Regions from separate parts of the Homo sapiens genome. Here region 2 is linked to region 1. A link is a contact called in ENCODE Hi-C or POLR2A ChIA-PET data. All regions are on one chromosome and are shown on one strand. The core of a region is the stretch at or near the end of the contact, and the rest is flanking DNA. Distances in the headings are between cores, read along the strand shown.

Region 1 (3,459 bases), core at 615-3,114:
CAAATTCTCTCCTCTCTCCCTGCAGTGGAGGGTGGAATGGTACCGAGTTGTGGCACTATCTTGGGGATCCCAGGGGGAGAGCATGTGGCTGCCCCTATTCTTGGCCACTGATTTCAAGAAGTTTACCTTTTCCACTGGCCAAGGTCCTTTAGATCTTGGGCATTTCTGGAAAGTGTTCTCAGCCTGAAGGGATGAACATGATCAACCTGAAAAGCATTCATTACCTCAGAGCTCAGAGTATGCCCTTGAGGGAAGGGCATCATTAGTGGCAAGAATTTAAAAAAACAAAATGGTTTTGTCATAGCACAGCAGCCAATGAAAGAATTTAAAAATAGTTTTAAGGAAAAGGACGCACTCCACGTAGGTCTCCTCATACTAGAAGTCAAATCTGAAAGGCAGGAAAAAGTCTTGAGACAGTGAATAGGTAGAGGACAGGACAACTAACCAGTTGCCAATGGGGAAAGAAAAAATTACAATTTCTTAGAAATGACACAGAGAAGGGAGGTTAGAGCAAGGGGGCTGTAGCTTAACACTGACTTCTGGCTATCTGGCCCAACTTACTCCCCTAGCAATGTCTGACTGGAAATTTAAGAGAGAAAGAATTCTAAGTTCATGTGTGGTAGAGAAGATGTTTATCCTCACGGATGTTCTTTTACACAGATTACTCAAATGCCAAGTGTTTCTTGCCAAAACATATTAAGGTGCAAACTCTGGCCCTGGGCGAATATTTGAAGTCATCCTAATGATTTGAAATGTGGCAGAAATGAGGCAGATCACAAAACCAAGTGTCCGTCTGTCCTTCTTGGAACTGGGGACAGACTGAGGACACATTTGTTTTAAACTGTTTCCATTACAAGGAACCAAATTTCTACTGGGAATCATGGCCACAGAGTTCCTGCAGACCAAGGGACAGGTTTTGAGCAAAGGTATCAGGACTTGCACTTCTGGATTACTGGTGTAAATCTTTCCCCAGGCTGAAAAGGATGCACAGGCAGGTGGCAACTTTGCTTCAGTAACAGCGACCCACCCCACAAAGCCAAGCATAAAAAATGAGGCAGAAGGAGCCTCAGCTCCTCAACTTAGCAGTTACTACAGCAAACACAAGCACTGCACCATGTGTAAGGCCGTGTCCTGAGTGCTTTGCATGTATCAGTTTACTCTGTACAACAGTCCTATGAGATTCTACTTCTTTTCTCATTTTACAGATAATGCTACCAAGAGGTAAGGTAATTTGCCCAAGGTTTCCCATCTAGTAACAAGTGGAGCTGAGATTTGAACATAGGCAGTTTGACTCCAAAGCCCACATCCATTAAACTATATTCTTTACATGTTATATATATATCGTGGGATCATTGACCATTCTGGTTATATTCTTATTATCATCACCAGATTCATTCAAAATTACAACTGAAGCCAGCATAATCATTTCACTAGAAATGCCAACACTTTCACTAGATTATAGCCAATTATAAATTTTAATATTTTTTGAGTTTGCTCCCAACCACTCTCACCCTATTTGTGATCCCTCAAATGCATTTTAACCATAATGAAAGACCAGTGGGTGATCTGGTAACAGAACCAACCCAAATATGGAGAACAGTGGCCAAAACAAAACCAATGTAATCTGGGTCTCTTGGGAAGTGTCAATGAACATCACCATAAGGATTAAATTATACTATATGTAATTATGATAGTCACCAGTCACTACTTTTGTGTGTGTTTCATGCAGACAGAAAGCCAGGGGTTGAAAATGAAAGGCTGTTAATATCTCCTTGTTCAGTACATATGTGTTTAGCATTTTAAAGCAGATTCATTTAGAATCTCACGTTAGAATTTCACTTTTCCCTTCTAAGGACTCAGAGGGTTTCGATATTAACTTCCCCTGTGGAGGTGACAGATGTCAGAGAGAGATCAAGAAGTTCAAGTCCACAGTAACTGAGGCATACAGTTCTGCCTGGATGCTCAACTTATGATTCAAGACTTCAAAAAGTACAAATGTTCGTTGTCACACATTCATTCACTTACTCAACCAACAGACCTTTCCAGAGAGTCCAATATGTAGTGATGCTTCTCATTCAATACCAATTTTACTAAGAGCACCATGATTTTGGTTCAAGTTTTTCTCCAAAAGAAAAGTAAAAAAGAAGACAACTCTTTACATTCAAATTCCCAGGAAAACTTTTGACTCTTAGGATGATAGAGTATTCAAGTAATTGCCAAGGAAGATTGAATACTTTTAAAATATTAATCAGTTGTGGCTGTTCTGGCAGGGGCTAGATCAGTGAATCTTTCAAAGTCCCTAATAATGCCAATAATATGCTCTCCTACTCTTCACTTTTCAGCATTCTTTGCTAAGTCACACCAAGCTACATCCTGTGCCCTGAACATGAAATCTCCTTCCTGCCTTCACCATAGGCTGCCTCCCTGGATCTGAAATGCCTCCCTCACTCCCACACCATCTCAGCTTCCCATCATCCCACTTATCCCTCCAGGTGCGGTATAAATGTACTGAGCTCATGAAACCTTCCCAGATACCCAGAGCTAGAATTAATCCCTGCCACCTACACTCTGTTACAGCACTTGTCACACTTGGTCTTCACTGCAAGGCCTGCAGTTGCTTGTATAATGGTCTGCCCCTGCAAGACACCACGGACTTCTGATAGTGCCTTTCCATTCCTGACAGCTCCTTGCACAGCTGTACATGCAAAGCACTGAATACACAGCTGACTTAAACTACCTGCAAATATTAATGGCAGTTAGCTTTGAATTATAGCACAAAGATTATTTCTTTCTTCTATATTTTCTGACTTTTCTATGAATAGGCACTACTTTAATGAAATAACAAACAACTGCATTGTAAAACTTCAAGTGAATATCATTCAGCACAGAACCTAGGGATGTTGGCCCCATTCTACAAGGAATAAATTAGGAACTAAAGATTACGAGTGGCTTTCTCAAAGTTTCTATGCTCTAAGATTTACCATTTAACTCAAATGTGAACAGTTAAGAGCTATCCATCTCACACTCTGTAAAATGTACATCATTTATTAGTTTCATATTGCATAATTCATACATGAGTATCAACTGGGAAGGCTCCACACCATTGGTGTCCTTAACTTCCTACTTAATATTTTAAACTTTGATGTTGAGAAATTTTTATCTCCAAGTTAAACCTGCCATTGTTTTCCCATCATTCAAGTGTAACCCAAAGGAATAAAAGGCCATATAACTAAAGTCTGTTTAGTTTCTTCTCCAAAATTCTACAGACCATTCTGTTGACTTTTGTTGAAACCCTTAGTTAAAACTCTTAATGATTTACTATTTCTTCATTCAGCCTATTTTCTTAGGTTATCTATTTATTCATTCAGTCTGTCCTTATTCAATAAGTATTTACTAAGCACCTACTTTGCACCAAACAGAAGGCATACAACAGACAACCCAGTCCCTTCCCTTGTGAAA
Region 2 (3,459 bases), core at 537-3,036, 50 kb after region 1:
AAATAAATACCCAAAGAATTTCCACTTTTGATATTTCATTTCTCTCCTTGGAAGATCAGAAAAAAAAACTGGTTGCCCCTACCCCTGCCCACCCACCTATCCTATCCCAGTGGCACAAACAGAGTTTCAGAGATGTGCCCAGTTCTTATAGCTAAATAGTAATGGAGGTAGAATTTGGGTCCCTTGATTTCAGCCCAAGACACACCGAACACAGAGGCATTTTGACAGCCAGTTCATATTTGTTAAGGGTCTATTAGACCCTTAGTATTACTGCAGGGCAACTGAAATCATTCTTGCTCTCATTCTATTATAAAGACATATATGAACGTGTATGTTCATGCAGCACTATTCACAATAACAAAGACATGGAATCAACCCAAATGCCCATCAGTGATAGACTGGATAAAGAAAATGTGGTACATACACACCATGGAATACTATGCAGCTATAAAAAGAAAGAGATCATGTCCTTTGCGGGACATGGATGGAGCTGGAGGCCATTATCCTTAGCAAACTAACACAAAACAGAAAACCAAATACTGCATGTTCTCACTTACAAGTGGAAGCTAAATGATGAGAACACATGGACACATAGAGGGAAACAACACACACTAGGGCCTTCTAGAGGGTGGAGGGTTGGAGGAGGGAGAGGATGAGGAAAAATAACTAATGGGTACTAGGCTTAATACCTGGATGATGAAATAATCTGTACAACAAACCCCCATGACACACGTTTACCTATATAACAAACCTGCACATCCTGCACATGTGGCCCTGAACTTAAACGTTAAAAAAAAAAATCATTCTTGCTCTCATCTAGTTGAAAGGGACAGTTAACATGCATATGTGACTAAGAAATGAACTGTGCAAGTTGATGATACTAATTAACCACAAGCAACAGAATTTCATAGAAGCCACCATCCAATGGCAAAAAGAGCCACAAGACTTAGCTTCAAGTTCAAGTTGTGCCACTGCCCCCACAGCTGTTTTGGTGAAGTCACTTTTTCTTCCTTTTATAAGATGATTAGTTTGGAAATGGAGAATTATGTCTTGTCTCCAACAGTGAAGAGTGGTGTGAGCTTTGACAGTGGAAAATGGGGATATTAATACTACCTCCACTGGACTGCTGTGAGGAGGAAATGAGACAATGCACAAAGGGTACTGGGCGAGGCATCTAGAGGGCTCAACAAATGCTGGCCATCACTATTTGCCATTGAAAGATCATTGCTGATTCTAAAACTGTGTAAAAGGGAATCTTTTGTTGGAGTTTTGTTCCCCAGAAGACCCTAATCTCTTGCTATTTAAGAACCATGACTTTTAAGTTTACCCTTTGTCTTTAAAACATTTTTTTTAAATATCAAAAGCAGCACTGTTATTATAGTATATATACTTAGCTACTGAAGACCAGAGACATCTATCTTGGGTCTGAATAGCCCCTGGTCTTTTTTGATATCTCCAGGTGCTCTCCTTTTACCAATATTTGCATTGGCAACTGTTCCACATCATTACTAATCATTTGACATCAGACTTAAGAATTTCTGACGCTGACAGAAAAGTTCTTCTCCCTCACTATCCTTTCTCAGAAATTACTCATTGTAGTCAAATGTGCCCAAGTCCCTGAAGCATATGTAATAAACCACCAACCAGAATCGGAAGTTCTATCCACCTTCAAACATTTGCTCTAACCTTAGAATGGGATCTTTCTTTTTATTTTTGCAATGCAACTTTTATTTTTCCAAACTACCCAGTACCAGAGGTTTTTCTAACTGGGACATTTGTTAGCCTGAGAAATATAGAAAACAATTGTTGGGTATAAATTCACATCACATTTTCATTTCCTTCACTTCTGCTATTTTCAAAACCTCAGACTTTCCACTGGTAGTACTGCACTCAGTGTGGCTGTCATCCACGCACTAAGCGGGGGATTATCTTTTTTGTCTCTCAGGAACCTCGCTTTTTTATTGCAGATGCAACTCTAATAGGCAGAAGTTGCCACACAATCCAACAGTGAAGATTTAGGAAGGATCCACGTTACAGGGCAGTGAAAGACTGCCTGAGGTGGTGGTCCTACCAGCCCTGCAAAAAGAAATGTGGGAACGAAGCTTAAAACAGCCCTCCCTCCCTACAGTGACAACACAACCTGCTTACAAAGAGCAGCGATAACAAGGTTTCAGCCCAAGATGCCCCAGTCATTCCTCTAATGAATGCAGAGGAACTATCAGCAGCCCAAGACTGTAGACACACAGTATACTGTTCCCCATATTGTTGAATACAAGATGCGTAAGTTATTCAATAATGTATCTGAATAATTACGTGAAAATGAAAATTACATATTAAACTATTCCAACAGGTGCCATTTTAAAATAAAACAGTTTCTGCCTTGCATATGCCTAGAAAATATTGCAATTACTTGTGAGTTAAAGCACGTACACTAGTACAAAAATATACCACCACTGGCACTGAAAACAGGCCATGGCTAAAACCATCCTAGATGTCTAATGATTTAGCATAAAACATATGTGATAGTGTAAGAGATAATCCTACTATGTTTACATCTTGCTTGTGTAAGTCTGTCAGTGGGCAATCACGAAGCAGAAAGGCATTCCCGAATGGTGGGAATCACAGGAAGCAGTAATCTCATCTGGAATTTAATAGTCTTTTTGTGTGTGTGGTTTTGATCATTTTCCTTTTATGAGTGCCGTGTGCACAGACTCTTGATTGTTTCTGCAATGGAAAAAGAAGAGGATGTCCCTCTGAATCCCAATGATCTGCTTTGGCCAAAATCAGACACCAAAGCTGTTAACGGGAAGAACACTTGCAATATAGGAAATCCTATAATGTAACGACCAATGCAATTGGTTAGAAACTCTTAATACACTCCCAAGTTGACAGAAGATGGCAGCTCCCACTGACAACTACACAGCCAAGCCTCTTCATCCATTCTATTTAGACCGAAGGAAAATGAAGAGATATTGAATGGAATATTCTAAAAGTTCTGGGTGGTCAGAGCCATGTGTTTTAGGATGGCCATTTCCATGAGAAAGGTGCGGTTTTGTGGGCAAACTTTTTAACCCTCTTCTCTTCCTACCACCCCCTACATCACACAATTAAGAACCGTGGGTGGGAGAAGATGGATTGCTCATCGCCCTCCCACTCTGTGGCCCTCTTTTGGATGGCATCATCGAACCCAGATGACAAGCTGGGAGGCAAGAGGCTTCCAGCAGCAGCATCTGGCCCTCTGGCAGATGGTCAGGCCCTCGGGTTCCCGGCTTGGGCTCCCTCCAGATGTGTCTCATGCTTGTCCTGTGTGTGAGCTTCCTCCTACCGCTGCAGGAAATTTTTCACGTGAAGACATTTTGAACCAGAAGAATTGGCACGTTCTTATCTAAGAAGATGTTCTTGTGTTTTTCCCTCTGGGGTTATATTTTACAAAGATGCCTGGATCCAAGAGGCATATGT

The links. A loop is a pair of places that touch in the nucleus more often than their neighbours do. ChIA-PET counts read pairs that join two places held with the same protein, here RNA polymerase II (POLR2A). Pooled maps may share reads with other maps.
Region 2: a loop to region 1 is called in a map with no recorded cell type, with 3 times the contacts of the local background. The contact joins two enhancer-like sites. A Hi-C loop is called at or near these places in 1 of 168 maps with a recorded cell type or tissue (PC-3), 2 of 37 single-sample maps with no recorded cell type and 3 of 50 pooled maps. POLR2A ChIA-PET finds 5 or more read pairs at or near these places in 1 of 52 experiments (activated B cell).

The regions. Positions count from the first base shown.
Region 1 is chr5:158,846,952-158,850,410 of GRCh38, forward strand. All of the region lies in intron 6 of EBF1 (EBF transcription factor 1), which reads right to left. Among named protein-coding and RNA genes, the nearest start is that of EBF1, 250 kb to the right of the region's middle. Within about 2 kb of position 1,865, at least 2 of the 41 ENCODE cell types and tissues checked have a DNase peak (open chromatin) inside an H3K27ac peak, as active enhancers do.
Region 2 is chr5:158,896,790-158,900,248 of GRCh38, forward strand. The region is part of intron 6 of EBF1 (EBF transcription factor 1); the gene reads right to left. Among named protein-coding and RNA genes, the nearest start is that of EBF1, 200 kb to the right of the region's middle. Within about 2 kb of position 1,787, at least 3 of the 41 ENCODE cell types and tissues checked have a DNase peak (open chromatin) inside an H3K27ac peak, as active enhancers do.